Regions from separate parts of the Homo sapiens genome. Here region 2 is linked to region 1. Evidence: chromatin loops called from intact Hi-C (ENCODE). Cell type or tissue: natural killer cell. All regions are shown on one strand. Region 1 overlaps CASC15 (cancer susceptibility 15). Region 2 overlaps CASC15 (cancer susceptibility 15).

Region 1 (8,000 bases):
CTAGATGGGGTAGCTTACTACACACCTAAGCTAGATGGTACAACCTATTGCTCTTGGGCTACAAACCTTATAGCATGTTACTGTACAAAATATTGTAGGCAATTATGACATAATGCTAGATATGTATGTATCTGAACATATCTAGACATAGAAAAGTTACAGTAAAAATATAAAGGATAAAAAGTAGGGCCAGGCACAGTGGCTCACACCTGGAATCCTGGCACTTTGAGAGGCTGAAGCGGGCAGATCACGAGGTCAGGAGTTCGAGACCAGCCTGGCTAATATGATGAAACCCCCGTCTCTACTGAAAATACAAAAAATTAGCTGGGCATGGTGGCGGGTGCCTGTAGTCCCAGCTACTTGGGAGGCTGAGGCAGGAGAATGGCGTGAACCCGGGAAGCGGAGCTTGCAGTGAGCCGACAAGACGCCACTGCACTCCAGCCTGGGCGACAGAGCAAGACTCCGTCTCAAAAAACAACAACAACAACAAAAAAAAACACAAACACATTGTACAGCTATACAACATTTTCTTTCCTTATATCTGCAAGATTTTTTCCATTTCTAATTTTTTTTTGTAACTTTCTAAACTTTTTTGTTGTTGTTAAAAACTGAGACACAAACACATATGTTACCTTAGGTTTACACAGGTCAGGATCATCAAGACGTCATTGGGCAATAGGAATTTTCAGCTCCATTATAATCTTAAGGGAACACAGACATATGCAGTCCGCGGGCTGAAACGTTGATTGTAAATACAGAACCTTTAGAGTGGTTCTTGGCATATTGTAAGCATTTGAATGTTAACTGTTCTTACTACTTATCTGCCTGTGTCCCTGTCAATGAAGTGAACCCTGGTCCTCTCCTTTCCCCTCTGCTCTGTCTTCTTCAGTGGGGTAGGGAGAAATCCTGCCTGCACCAAGTCACACAGTGGGTGTGTCCTGAAAGAATTCTTTTCATCATCTTGGAATGCTGTCCTTGGGATTCAGCTGACTTCCCTCAATCGGGACTCATACATCAAGAGGTCAGGAGTATAATTATCTCAGCTACTGTGAAGCCACAGAAAAGCACTTGCTGAGTCTGGATGTAAATTTATTGTGAAATTTAACAAAGAAAAAGTCACCTCCTTCTTTCCCTTTCTTCTCTTCAACTCAAATTGCATTTTAAAAGGTCTTCGTTTAGGATAAATAGATGTCATTTATCTACCATTAAAGGGCCTATCCTTCTTGGTTTGGGACATGTAAATACCTTCCTGAAGCACATGAGATGCCTTGGCTATTTACACCCTTTTCTGGGGGCAAGCATGCTTTCGTTCTTTTCTTTGACAATTAAAAATAAAATAAAACAGCTAGAAAGAAAAGTATAAGAAATTGTGGTGAGCCATAATTTTGATTATCAGGAATTTCTCACTCAGTTGATAAAGGGGTCAACCAATCTTCACTGTGTGTTTATCATAATTTATTACCCATGATGGTTTATCCCTCTAAATATGGTTCATCTGTGATATTTACAATAATTTTATGCAGATGTAGGTTACTTTTTGCATATAAACTACAAAAGATGGTGAACTTTCTCTTTTCAAGAAGAAATTCAGGAGGTAGTTTTAGGGGACTTAGTAGAGAGGCTGGTAAACCCTATTTTATGATTTTTAAAAAATAAAAATTTGAATGTAGTTTTAAAAAATATGTTTAAAGCAGAATATTTTGGTTCTGTTTCTAACTAGCTGTATGATCCTGGGCAAGTTAATTAACACATTTGGTTCTTTTTTGTAAAAGAAGTGTGCTAGTTTTCCAATATCTAGGATTTCTTCCAATGATAAAGTTCAGTGATTATATAAAATAAAAAGACTAATCAATTGAAGCTACACAGTGTTTTTAACCTTGTGTATGTATAATCATCATACATTGAAAGCCTTTTACATTGAAAGCCATAATTGAAAGCCTTTTAAAAAAAGTTATTTAAAAAAATTCATGTGCTTGAGTTCTGTCTACTAACATTGTGATTTAGTTTGTCTAGGGCTTGGCCTTGGGAAGTGTTTTTTTTTTTTTTTTTTTTTTGAGATGGAGTCTCTCTCTGTGACCCAGGCTGGAGTGCAGTGGCACGATCTGGGCTCACTGCAACCTCCGCCTTGCAGGTTCAAGCGATTCTCCTGCCTCAGCCTCCCGAGTAGCTGGGACTACAGGTGCCCGCCACCACGCCTGGCTAATTGTTGTATTTTTGGTAGAGACAGGGTTTCACCATATTGGCCAGGCTGGCCTTGAACTCATGACCTAGTGATCTGCCTGCCTTGGCCTCCTGAAGTGCTGGGATTACAGGTGTGAGCCACTGTGCCTGGCTGGGAAGTGTGTTTTTTAATCAAAGTTCCTCAGAGACTCTTCTGATGTACAGTAAGAATTGAGAGTGACTAATTTGCTATCAGTGATTCTTAAATGGAGAGAACATGAGTCCCAGAGAATTTAGGAAACCTCTGGGATTTTTCCAGAGTAAACTGTGTATTTGCACAAATTTTGAAACTGTAACTTAAAGATGTGCATGCCCTCCTATAATTAATAAATCTTGGGTTAAGAGTCTCTGATCCAGGAATCCCTTCCAGGATTCTGTTTTTATGAACTTCTACTAATCAAATTTATTATGTCAAGTAGGATAGGATTATAATGACCACTATGGCCACTGATGTGTCTGGTAGAAAATTCCATTGAGAGCCAGAGACACAGACATTTATGTTGAAACTAGGAAATAATGGAAATAGGGGATTTTTGTGTTTTTTTTTTGGCTTTGGCCTTGTTTACTGAGATTTGACCTTTCCGATAGGTTTCTTGACATCTTTGGAATGCAAAATTGGGGATACTAATATTTGCCACCAGGTAATATTTATTTAATGATGTGAGAACCCAGGGTGTTAGTTGACTGTAACTGTGATTATTAACAGGAAAATGCGATCAGAAATAATGGCACCTTTGTTATCACTGTGATTTTTTTTTTCCAATGGCACTGAAGGAAAAGTGATATTTGTTATCAAATCAGGCAGGGAATTTACAAATGATAACGAGTTAGAGAGGCTGCATTCTTTCTAGTATCTCACTCTACTTGTCACAAGTATCTTTCTCTTATGGAAAGATAAAAACACTTGATTTGGGCCATAAATTCACTCTGTCTTCTATCACCAGGGCCCTAGGAATCCTTGAACAATCTTGACCTCTTCCTATTCTTCTTTGATTGAAAGGATGCTTATTATGTGGTGATAGCTTTAGGAGGGCAAAGGAAAAACAGCAAATATATCAGTACAATTTCCTAAGAAAGGAAGCTTCTGTGGCCTTTTGGAGGGCAGAAATGCATACTTTTTATTGTGATGGTGTTGTGGTGGTGGTGATGATGATGGTGATGGTGAGGGTGGCGGTGATGGAGGTGATGGCAGTGGTGATGATGGCATGGTGGTGGTGGTGATGATGAATGGTGATAGTGATGATGGTGATGGTGAGGGTGAGGGTGGCGGTGATGGAGGTGATGGCAGTGGTGATGATGGCGTGGTGGTGGTGGTGATGATGAATGGTGATAGTGATGATGGTGATGGTGATGGTGAGGGTGGCGGTGATGGAGGTGATGGCAGTGGTGATGATGGCGTGGTGGTGGTGGTGATGATGAATGGTGATAGTGATGATGGTGATGGTGATGGTGAGGGTGACGGTGATGGAGGTGTTGGCAGTGGTGATGATGGTGTGGTGGTGGTGGTGATGATGAATGGTGATAGTGATGATGGTGATGGTGATTTTCCTCCCTCCACCCAACAACTTACACAAGAGCTTTGTGGATAGACCTAAGTGTTAATTGGTTTGGCTAAGAGTAAGCATTAAAAGCAAACACTCCCAATTCCCCAATTTTTCAATGTTAGATTCTAATGGATTTCTTCTGTTTGCAGTTGATTATCCTTGCCTTGATTACAAGTCAATGTTCTAGCAGAGTGAAGTCATTACTGGCCTTAATTTTCACAGCCTGGCACGGTTGGAGACTGCAGTGATAGAAATGGAGTGGCTAAAAAGAATTTAACTTTTTTTATTTTGAAAGTGCTGTGGGACCCTCTCAGCTATAGAATACTTGACAGACCAGATATTTCCGTGTATATACACAGCCTAGCTTTTGAAATAGCAGAATTGGATATACAAATTACTATCTCACTATCCATAGTGGAAAGTGTTCTTTCTGTAGGTTGGGAGCAAGTCTGGCGATTGGTTTAGGGGCGGGTCCAGTGGGCTGGGTCCTGCTTGTCTTCAGTCCCAAGCTTCCTGTTGTACTGTATTTGACCTGAAACTAGCTGCTGATATGACATCATCTTGGGTGTTGCTGGCACATTTTTTTTTTCTTTTCTCAGTAGATGTACACTTAATTATTTTTCCTTTTCAAAACATAATATAGGATGGGTGCACAGTGGCTCATGCCTGTAATCCTAGCACTTTGGGAGGCCACCTCTGGAAAATTGCTTGAGCCCAGGAGTTTGAGACCAGCCTGGGCAATATGGTCAAACCCTGCCTCTACAAAAATAAAAAATAATAAAAATAGCCAGATGTGGTGGCACATACCTATAGTCTCAGCTACTAGGAGGCTGAGGTGGAAGGATCTCTTGAGCCTGCTGTGAGCCGTGATTATGCCACTGCAGTCCAGCGTGGGCCACAGAGCAAGACCCTGTCTCAAAAAATCCGCCCCCCCCAAAACCACACAAAGGAGTTTTGGCTTGCTTTGCATACCCTATAGGTATGTCTGGCTCTTTCTGATGAGTGAGGTATTGTCCTCCTGTTTTCCTCCTTCCAAAGAAGTATCTGTTGACATAATATGCTTTTCAATCATCATTATTATAGAGCAGTCTGAGAAACCTTTAGGGCAAGTCAGGAAACCCCCGGCTTCCAGAGCAACTTTTCAACCCCTGAAAGACAGGCCTAACCAGACAGCAGCAGTTCATGTTTCTGTATTTGTAGAGATTTCGCTAGTGATAATCAAAGACCTCACAGAAGAGTGAAACATTTTATTTAGAATTGTATGTTAGGTGAAGTGAGCAACTCTCCAGGTGTCATTTTCCATCCGTGCACATCAGTCCTGACACGCCAGTGGTATAGTGCGGGAGCTCTTTGCTTAATGCAGAAATGAAGTCAAATTGCTCAGGTCAGCCTCAGCTATTTGGGGCTCTCAGACTCTGCTTTTTTCCCCCATTTCCTGGCTCCTCAGTATCTTTTACAACCCTCTGCTATGAGAGGTTTCTGCTAAGAGGGCTACTACTTTTCATTTTATTGATTGATTGATTGAGATGGAGTCTTGCTCTGTTGCCCAGGCTGGAGTGCAGTGGTGCGATCTTAGCTCACTGCAACCTCTGCCTCCTGGGTTCAAGTGATTCTCCTGCCTCAGACTCCCAAGTAGCTGGGATTACAGGTGCCCACCACCACGCCTGGGTAATTGTTGTACTTTTAGTAGAGATGGGATTTCCCCATGTTGGCCAGGCTGGTCTTGAACTCCTGACCTCAAGTGGTCTGTCTGACTCGGTACTTTACTTTTTTTTTTTTTTGAGAAAGAGCCTTACTCTGTTGCCCAGGCTGGAGTGCAGTGGTGTGATCTCAGGTCACTGCAACCTCCATCTCCTGAGTTCAAGCAATTCTCCCTGCCTCAGCCTCTTGAGTAGCTGGAATTAGAAGCACTTGCCACCATGCCTGGCTAATTTTTGTATTTTTAGCAGAGACAGGGTTTCGCCATGTTGGCCAGGCTGGTCTCGAACTCCTGACCTCAGGTGATGCACCCGCCTCGGCCTCCCAAAGTGCTGGAATTACAGGCATGAGCCACCGCGCCCGGCCTCGTACTTTTCATTTTAGATGCTTGGTAGCATTGGTTTTTCTGGATTCTGGCAGTGGTCAAATATTTTTCTAGAGCCCTGGCTAGGTGCCTGTCATACCTTATTTTGTCTGCTGAGCAGCTAAAATTTGGCGGAATCCTCCTGTACTTTCCCGCTCTTCACCTCAATCCTCCTGCCAGGAGTTTTACACACTTGGGTGTCCAACTCTAATCCAAAGCAAGGAAACTATTTGCTTGGATCTTGTAATTCCTGCCGTCTTTGTTAGTTCTAACTCTTCTGTTGCCTTCTCACAGATATCAAAAAGCAATAGAATTTGTCCTTGCCATATTTACTTTTTAACTAATGTACTGTATTTTACCTTTGCACCACCCACTCTAAGAAGACTTGGTAGCCTATTTGTGGCATGCAGATATATTCACAGAAAAACATAGGGGAAGGAAGAGGATGTGAGTAGGAAACAGGAGAGAATTGCATGTGGTTTTGATGAGAACTTCACCTGAGAAGAGCCTGCTATCTTTGGGCTCTGTTTCATCAGTTGTTGGAATCCTTTTCAGGCCGGAGCGGGCAGGAGGCAGGCCTGTTTCTCATCCTCCCTTCCAGAAGTGAAGTTAAACGTTGATGGCAGAGCATTGCATGAGAGCCATTGCATGGCTTTCATGATGATCGCTTTAGAACAGTTGTGGACAAACTTTCTGAAATAAGGGAAGCTATGCATAGTTAAACTTTAAGTCAATTTCCAATCAGTGCTCCTTGCCAGTGAAGCATTTCTTATAAGATGACAAGAATGGTAAGAATATGTTTTCTATGTTTGATTTCTTTTATCCCCAGGAACTTCAACAACTCTTATAAATCACTGATTCCTATACCTTTACCTTCAGTCTCTTTGGTCTCCTAAAATCCATGTTGCTGTTTCCAAAATTTAATACTGCTTTAAGTCTCCATCTAGCTGCCTAGGAGGTATATCACATTAAACATGAATGTGTTCAGAGAGAATCTGTTATTTTTACTCAACTTTTTAATCTTGTCTTCTCTACCTTTAAACTGCTGTCTAAGTGGGAGGATGGGATCCACCCTTGACTCTTCCTCACAGCTAATTGGATCACAGAGTCTTTTTTATTGTATCTAAATATCCCTAGAATTTGCCCTTCCTATTTCTGTGGCTATTGTTTTAAAGTTCAGTCCCTTTTTATTACTTGCTAGAGAACTGCAACGGATGCTGCCAATAGGCAAGATTTTTTTTTTTTTTTTTTTTTTTTTTGAGACAGAATCTTGCTCTGTCACCCAGGCTGGAGTGCAGTGGTGCGATTTCGGCTAACTGCAACATCTGCCTCCCAGATTCAAGCTGTTCTTGTGCCTCAGCTTCCCGAGTAGCTGGGATTACAGGCACATGCCATCATGCCTGGCTAATTTTTGTATTTTTAGTAAAGATGGGGTTTCACCATGTTGGCCAGGCTGGTCTTGAACCCCTGACCTGAAGTGATCCACCTGCCTCGACCTCCCAAGGTGCTGAGATTACAGGCATGAGCCACTGTGACCAGCCTAGGCAGGATTTTTGAGGAAATTTCTGATTACATCTTTCCCCTGCCTCAAATCCTCCAGGGTATCTTAAGACCCTTCCTAAACTGTCTTTTCTAAGTCCTTCTCCCATTTTACCTCTCCTCATTCTGTTTAAGGTGCCCTAGTTCAAGTGTTAAGAAATCATGCTGTTTGATTCCGTATGAATGGATTCATCCTTCTCTTGGCTCCTCCTCTTGTCACACTCCCTCCCGGACACTGTCCTGCTCACTCAGAAGCCTAGCTCAAAGTCTTCTTTGTGAAGCATTTGTCAATATACTTCTGTCTGTGGACCCTTTGTTATAAAATATCATATTAGATTGTAATTGTTGTTTATATGGCTGTCTTCCCCACTGAACTGGGTATTTCTCAAGAGCAATGACCGTGTAATGTCTGGCACCTGATAGACAGTCAATATTTGTTGAATGAATGTCAGTTGAGGATAGAGGCTATGGGTGTTACACCCTTCTTTTTTTTTTTTAATGCAGATCATGGTGACAATGCATACCTTATGTATATCAATAATGCTCCCACAATTTAGTTTTTAGCATATTTTCCTTTTACCTTTAAAATAACTACATTGCTACCTGTTGGAGATGAGAGTGGAATTTTAAATTAG
Region 2 (8,000 bases), 140 kb after region 1:
GTAATTCATTCTCTCTGCTCTCACTCTCCTTCCAAATTTACTTCTACCTCTGTCATAGAATGTTTGAGCTGCCAGACAAGTAGGATCATGTCACTGCTGTGACTTAACATTAAATGTCCTGGTGTCTTTATTTCAGATGTTCTGTTTTTCCTCTATTTTCTGCTCACATGAACATACACACTTGCCAGGCACATTCTGGCTTTTCTTATTTCTCTTTCTGATTTTGCCTCCTTCCTGCCCCTGTTTTCTTCCCTTTTCTCTGGCTATAGAAACTGTCAGGTGGCCTTGCTGGCATCATCCTACCTCTTTTGAACTGTGTTACCCAGGAACTTCCATTTATTATGCCTCGAGCACTCTCTTTCTTTAATACTGTATCTCTCTGAGGGATAGTTAATGATCTTTGCAGCAAATGAAGGTGAACTGTAGCCACATTATTGTTAGAATACAGCCAACTATATGGAACAGATTGGGCTGAGCTTTGAACAGCTGGGGCTGGCAGAGTGAGTCTTGACTTCTCTCGGAAGAGTTCCAGAACTGCCAAATCATCAAACTTGAAGGGGAAAGAGGGACGAGAAAGGTTATGGGGATAGTGGTTCCTGCAGGTGCTTTTTGCTCTTGTGATCTACCTTTTTTGAAATGTTTACTAGTTTGTGGATCTGGCAAAGCATGGGCTAATTGAACCCAAGAGCTGCTGTCATTGCCACAGACTAGACCTGCTTAGTGGCCGTGGTGGTGTTTTATTGTTCATTTGCAGGTACTGAACATGGGATAAGATGGATGCTTTTGTTGTGAAAGCTTGTGGCTCTCTTCAGGCAACTAACTGAAACTATGTGTAGGTTTGAGGAGAATTTTGATCTGCAATGTGCATCGAACCCTAATATAAATTTAATAATGGCTCCATTGGAACTTTTGGACTATAATGTGGCTTCCTGGTGGATATAATAAATGAAAAATAGGCGAGGTAGGACAGATATCATAAACTGGGGGACCAGAGAGCTTAATCACTCCTTCAAAAATGTTGTGTTTGCCCTTATGAGGAGTTGTGTGTGTGTATGCACATGCATGGGTGCATGTGTGTTTAAATGACTTGCTGCCAATATTTTAAAAATGTTTATATAAACATTTGGTCAATTTTTCCAAAGAAGCCAGAATCTGACTTCACTGGTCTCCCACGGTCAATATCAGCTGTGGCTGAATAACAAGTACTCCATACCTCTCCTGGGTGGGCAGGGCAGGGACTTTCCAATTAACTAGAGTTTTCACCCTCTACTCCCACTGTTACTGCAGAGATTGGCCTTTGCAAGAAAAGTTCAGGAAAGAAAAGAGACAAGCCTTGGGATTGGGAAATAATGGGTTTGAATCTCAGCTTCATAGGCAGCTTTCTCAATTGGGGAAATTATTAAACTTTCTGAGCCTTAGTTTCCTCCTGAGTAGAGTGGGAATATACTCTGCACCTCTAATGGTTGCTGGAAGGAATATTAAGTAAAACAGCGTATTTAAAGTTTCTAAAACAACTATGTACATACACAGGAGGATTGCTGTACACATTTGCTGTTATTGTAGTTTTCAGTTGCTGTGTATCATAGGTGAGTTGATACCAACCCTTTAGTGTCCCATTGACCATGTTACAAAATTTAATAAACACTTGTGTTACTCAGAACAAAGGAGGAAACTTGTGCCTTGTCTTCCCATATTTTGGGCTTTGTTCTACAATATAAAATATATAGTTTTTCTACGGAAAAAAATCCAATAGAAACTGATTTCTTAAAGGTAGCACAATTTGAAGAGAGAAAAATCTTATAGTTTAGTTCATATTAGGTGGACTCTTCGTTTCCTTTTGACCGGGTCAAGGCTTTGTATTTTTGCATCTATACTTCTGAAGTTTCTGCCCCGCACCCCATCCCAATCACATTCAAAATCAGGCTGACAGTAATCCTGTACGTGGAACATGTGCTGAATCCTCATGGAAGGAAAGGTAAAGAAATGAAAGCCCTGTAGAAATTAATATATTTCCTTAGAGGTGGGCATGGAATGTAGCTTTTGTTAGGCTTACAATGCTGCGTTGAAGGTTTGTCAGCATTTTGTGCACACAGATTCTTTAAAACTTTTAAGGATTTTTTCCCTACATTATTGCATTCAGTTGGCATCATTTCTTTCTCTAATGTGTGACCTTTGACATCTATCAGAAAGTTTCAGTACATCTTTGGATGCCACACCAGCTGGGGGCAGGGACTACCCCGTTATTATAGTCATGGTTCAGAAATACAGGTTCTTCCCCCTATTTTTATACTTCCTGCATAGATGGGTTTCCTTTAGATGTGGATATTTCTCTTAAATGCATACTCTTGTCTCAAAATGGTGAAGGATACCAGTGTAGTAGTTTCTTCTTCTACTTCTGACAGTTACTGGGAAACTTGTGTCTTTCAATAAAATGCTTTCTAGAAGAAGGCAAGGTGGCTAGAAAATGTTAAGGCAGCTCAGGGACCAGTGGGAGAAAATAGATGTTAAAGGTAAAAAGTGACTTGTGATTAGTTCAGTTACGGAGTCCAAAAATCCAACCAGGTTTGTAGGTAACCAGTTACGTTTCAAATGTGATCTTAAGCCCACCCCGAGTGAGTGAACCTCAACATGAGAGTAGAAGACTCTGGAAGGGAAGATGTGAGAAGATAAAATACTGTTTTCAGAGCCCTAGGTTTTTGTTTGTTTGTTTGTTTGTTTGTTTGACATTTTTATGAGTGGAGGAATAGGACTACCTCTGGAACCTAAAATTGGGCTGAAATCCAGGTCCAGTTCTAGGTGATTGCTCAGGGTCCCTTCCCATTCCTTCCTCCATCTGCTCCTGCCCACTTGAGTGAAGGAGGTGAATAATAAAAGAGGAAAGAATGTGGATGAAAAGGAGAAGATGCAGAGAATGAAGATTCTCTGTCCTTTGTAAACCTTTTGTCCTAATCACCAAAAGTATTGTGGCATGTGTAAGTCTGAGAAAATATTTAGGTGAATCCCTTGAAATTGTCAGTATTTCAAGGGTTAAAAAAAGACAGTTTCACATAGTTCAAATGAAAGCAACAATTAGGTTTTTGCTAGAACTTCTCTGGGTCCACCAATGGGATGTATGGAGTGGTTTTAAAAAACCACACAAGGCTGGGCGCGGTGGCTCACGCCTGTAATCCCAGCACTTTAGGAGGCTGAGGCAGGCAGATCACCTGAGGTCAGGAGTTTGAGACCAGCCTGGCCAATGTGGGGAAACCCTGTCCCTACTAAAAATACAAAAATTAGCTGGGTGTGGTGGCACACACCTGTGATCCCAGCTACTCGGGAGGTTAAGGCGGGAGAATCGCTTGAACCCAGGAGGTGGACTTTGCAGTGAGCTGAGATGGTGCCACTGCCCTCCAGCCTGGGCAACAGAGTGAGGCTCTGTCTCAAAAATGAATAAATAAATAAAAATTTTAAAAACCACACAAGTTTTGGCATCCAACTGGATTTTTTTCCTTTTGCATATGCTTTTCTAACATATGCAGATATTTTCTTTGATTTTTCTTATAATCAGGCTTTCTTACTTTTTCTAAAATTGTAGTTATTGCCTCGAATCTCATAGCAGAGGAGTAGAGGCAACAAAAAGGAGAGCCAAGTGTGGGAGCAATTGAAGACCGTGGAGTTTTTTCAGATCATTCGCCTGGGAACTTGCATGGCAGTTGTGGGGTTCCAAAGATCCAAAATCAGGTGTTGTAACTTAGCTGACTTGAATATTTACTTTGAAAATAAGAAATGAATGTTAAAAAGTTGAAAAGTTATACACATGGGCACAATTTATTGAAACCTTTTCTTAGGGTAGATTGAACCTTGTTGAAAGTTGTGAAATTTGCTCAAATAGTCATTTTTTCTCTTTTTTTCTAGGTCTGAATGATTTCATGAATATTGTGGTAGTTTGGGCAAAGAACAAATTTGCTTAGTCAAGAAACATTAAAAGCCTCTACGAAGGCCTAGAGGTGGTGAAATCAGTGGTCCTCTGGTGGGCATGGTGTGTGTGTGTGTGCGCGCACACGCGTGTGACTCATCTGGGGTTGGCTCAGAGTGAAAGAGACAGATGCTTCCTTCGCCTGCTTGTTTCCTGGTTTTCAAAGCCCCTATTTCATTGTTGTTTTATTTTAAGGTTCGATGCCTTCTCCATCCGTCAGTGAGGGTGTGGAGAGCCTGCAGGCGTGTGCCTCCCTCTGTAACTTGCTATTCCTTGTGTAATGTCAAGTGGAAGTGTGAAGCACCACAAACTGCTCTGAGCAGAGCCCACTTCCCTTCACCCACGGAGAGCGTGAAGCAGTTACACCAACATCAATCAAGGAAAACCCACAGGCTGAGCTCACACGGTTGAAGCAGGTGCGTGAGCGAGCGTTCTGTGACAGGCACACGTGATTGAGGTGTACCTCGGCGTCTTGCCCACAGATGTCGGTTGCGATGACTGTGTGGGGCTGTGCCCATTCCCTGCAGAGCCGAGCCTGTCATGCTTGTGGGACACAGTGGGTGCAGCTCTTGGCAGCTCAGTGGGGTGAGCAGGTCAGGTAGTTCTGAAGTAGGCTTCTTTGCTGTTTACTCACTTGTTTAATGGTGAGGAGAAGAATCCAGGAGAAATAGTGTTTTATTTTCTTTCAGTGGTGTTTTGCAGTGAGAACACCCCTGGGATTACTCCTTTAAAACAGTAAACAAGAGGCCGGGTGTGGTGGCTCAGGTCTATAATACCAGCTCTTTGAGAGGCCGAAGCAGGAAGATTGTTTGAGCCCAGGAGTTCAAGATCAGCCTGGGCAACATCTCTAAAAGACACCATCTCTAAAAGAATTTTTTATTTTTTAATTTGCCTTGTGTGGTGGTGTCCCCTTGTTCTCCCAGCTACTTGGAGGCAGAGGTGGAAGGATCCCTTAAGCCTGGGAGGTCGAAACTGCAGTGAGCCATGGTTGCGCCACTGCACTCCAGCCTGGGCAACAGAGCGAGACCCTGTCTCAGAAATAAATAAATAAATGAAATAAAATAGTAAACAAGAAAACATTAGTATTAATTGATTTGCTAAGCCTAAGGGGGAAAATGTAAGGTCTTGAATCTCTGTATGTATGCATATGTGTGTATACATATCTATCAATATCTATCAAATGTGTATGTATGGAGTGGTTTTAAAAAACCACACAAGGCTGGGCGTGGTGGCTCACGCCTGTAATCCCAGCACTTTAGGAGGCTGAGGCAGGCGGATCACCTGAGGTCAGGAGTTTGAGACCAGCCTGGCCAATGTGGGGAAACTCTGTCCCTACTAAAAATACAAAAATTAGCTGGGTGTGGTGGCACACGCCTGTAATCCCAGCTACTCGGGAGGCTAAGGCAGGAGAATCGCTTGAACCCAGGAGGTGGAGTTTGCATATGTAGAGTAGACGTTTGTGTACACACATATATGTATATGTAAATATGTGTGTGCATGCATCAACACAGGCACCAATTTAAAGCAAAACTCAAGTGGGCCATGAGATAAAGAGAGAATGTCAATATCTAGACATTTAAAAATATCTGCTGACAAGGTGAAGGGGCTAGTAAAAAAATGCATATCTCATCCTAAGTCGAACCATCTTGATATGTATTGAGCTTTAGAAAATTTTCACAAAAGTTTTGAGCAATCTTAATTTTAAAAATACAGAGGCAGTTAATACTAAGACTTCAATATATATTGTGCTTTGTAAAAAGTGGCCAGTCTCTCAAGGCTGCTAATACCTGCTATTGGTTATGAGTATCTACTTTGAGCTGACACTTCAAAATGTTATACATATTATTTGCATTTACATATGTGAAACAATCACCCTTTCTTTAAGCAATGTAAAGTAAAACAAGACATATTTTTAAACTACTAAACTGACTCAGTTGGAGAATAATGATAAAAACCAGTATTACTATGGGTAAGGAAAAAAACCTGCCATTTTGGGGGAAATTTTTTGTATACTCTCTAAAGGTGATTTCACGATATGTAAAATCAAAAGCCACAAAATATTCTTACAGTTTCAGCAGTTCAGCTTCTAGGCAAATTTTTTCTCAGACTGTGATCAAATGTGTAAAAAATTTAGCTATAAGAATGCTTGATCGCAAACTTATTTATTTTTGATACATTTTGCTAGAAATGTCTAAATAATATTACAGTGGTCAAATAAATTATAGTAGAAATATGCAATAAAATACCAAGTGAGGCATTAAGCAGTGGTGTAGATTTCTCTAAGACCCTGTTTTTTTAAAAAACTAACAAATCAGTGTTTCATGCATTCAGTATGTGCAGATATATTATAAGCAGTTTGTGAGATTTATATAAATCTAAAAGTTGTTACAGCTGTGTGATTAGAGAATAATTAAATGGCTTTATTTTGCCTGTTGTTATAATTTTCTAATATTCAAGTGTATTACCTGCACATTAAATACAGAAAATGGCAAACATGGAAATAGCATATTGGGAGTATACTTGTAAGTTACCTAGAGATATTTGTGAAGACGAGGAAGGGAAAGAGGTTTCTTTCTTTTCTTTTCTTCTTTTTTTTCCTAGATGATGTCTTAGCAGAAAGTGTTAAAGACTAGTGATTGATTAATTAGTTCAACAAATATTTGTGTGCCTCTATGTGCCAGGTACTGGACAAGACTCTGGTCACATTGCTATGTACTTTTCACAGGAAAAATTGCTGAATCTGTTCTGTTTGATATTCTGCATCAATGTAGCTTTACCAGTAGAGAGTCAATAATATGAATATGAAAGTAATATGGGCATGTAAAATTATGATGTCACGGCCCAGCATGGTGGCTCATGCCTGTAATCTCAGCACTGTGGGAGGCCGAGGCAGGTGGATCACCTGAGGTTAGGAGTTCGAGACCAGCCTGACCAACATGGTGAAACGCTGTCTCTACTAAAAATATAAAAATTAGGTGGGTATGGTGGTGGGCGCCTGTAATCCTAGCTACTTGGGAGGCGGAGGCAGGAGAACTGCTTGAACCCGGGAGGCAGAGGTTTCAGTGAGCCAATATTGTGCCGTTGCACTCTAGCCTGGGTAACAAGAGTGAAACTCCATCTCAAAAAAAAAAAAAATTATGATGTCAGACTGACGTTTTGCTTCGTATTTTTACATATGCGTTTTATCTGCTTTATGCTGTTTCACATATTAAATGTGTGAAACTTTTTCTGTACTGTAGATAGTTGACACCATGAATTGTCTGGAAAGTCAAAAGCAAAAATTGAGAAGACTTGTTATAATTAATGAAAACTTTAAAGGACATTAAAAAGCTTATTTGCAAGTGCTTTGAAAAATCTGACTTTTCCATATTTTGTGAGGTTTTGGCTTTGATACTCAATCTTGGTTTAATGTTCTGCAGGTGTCCTTTGGGGAGTTAGAACAGGGTTTGCAGGGATGGGGAGATTGAGTGTGATGACTCTAGTGTCCACTCACTTGGAATGTTGAGACTCTGAGGCCTTAAATAGGAGGTTTAGATTTGGGATGTCTGACTGAAAGAGGGTTAGGATTCAGGCTGATGTGGAGATGCTCATTGAGGAGTTCAAATTCTTCTCTGAGCCCTTAAGAATCTACCCAAAGGACAGTCTTCTGATGTTCAGTCTCTTTCTCATGAAAATGATCTTAGAAGTTTAATCCTTCAAATGACCTCTTAACATGACTTCTCATACTGGTGTGAGATTAGAAAAAAAAAATTCCAGCCTGAACCATCAAGGGCTCCAAAATGAAGATTTTTTTTGAGTTTTAAAACTCTGAAAAAGTTTTTCATAAGTTATAAAAACAGAAAGGTTCTTGAGAGGAAGGGTTTGTTTTGGGTCAGTGCCAATGTGCCACAGTTGCTTTCCTTGTGTGTGTTTGTGTGTTTGTCTTTGTCTTCTGTCTGCCTGTCTGCGGGGATGATTATGGATTCTTGAACTTGGTTCTTTCTTTCCTATTGATTGGTGAAGGGAAGAAGTTAAACTTTGGATTTGGCTCTATTTCCATTGTCCA

Evidence for each region. A loop is a pair of places that touch in the nucleus more often than their neighbours do. Peaks named below come from ENCODE experiments on the same cell type or tissue, not always from the same donor. Only the 100,000 strongest peaks of a DNase experiment are listed, where the experiment ranks them.
Region 2: it touches region 1 in a loop (2.2-fold over the local background); 1 of 110 quality-filtered maps calls a loop at or near these places.

The regions. Positions count from the first base shown.
Region 1 is chr6:21,921,303-21,929,302 of GRCh38, forward strand. The region is part of intron 5 of CASC15 (cancer susceptibility 15); the gene reads left to right. Among named protein-coding and RNA genes, the nearest start is that of NBAT1, 220 kb to the right of the region's middle. RefSeq lists an enhancer at 4,543-4,652. In natural killer cell, no CTCF peak of the experiment used is centred here; a DNase peak (open chromatin) is centred at 4,899.
Region 2 is chr6:22,058,870-22,066,869 of GRCh38, forward strand. All of the region lies in intron 8 of CASC15 (cancer susceptibility 15), which reads left to right. Among named protein-coding and RNA genes, the nearest start is that of NBAT1, 84 kb to the right of the region's middle. In natural killer cell, no CTCF peak of the experiment used is centred here; a DNase peak (open chromatin) is centred at 4,372.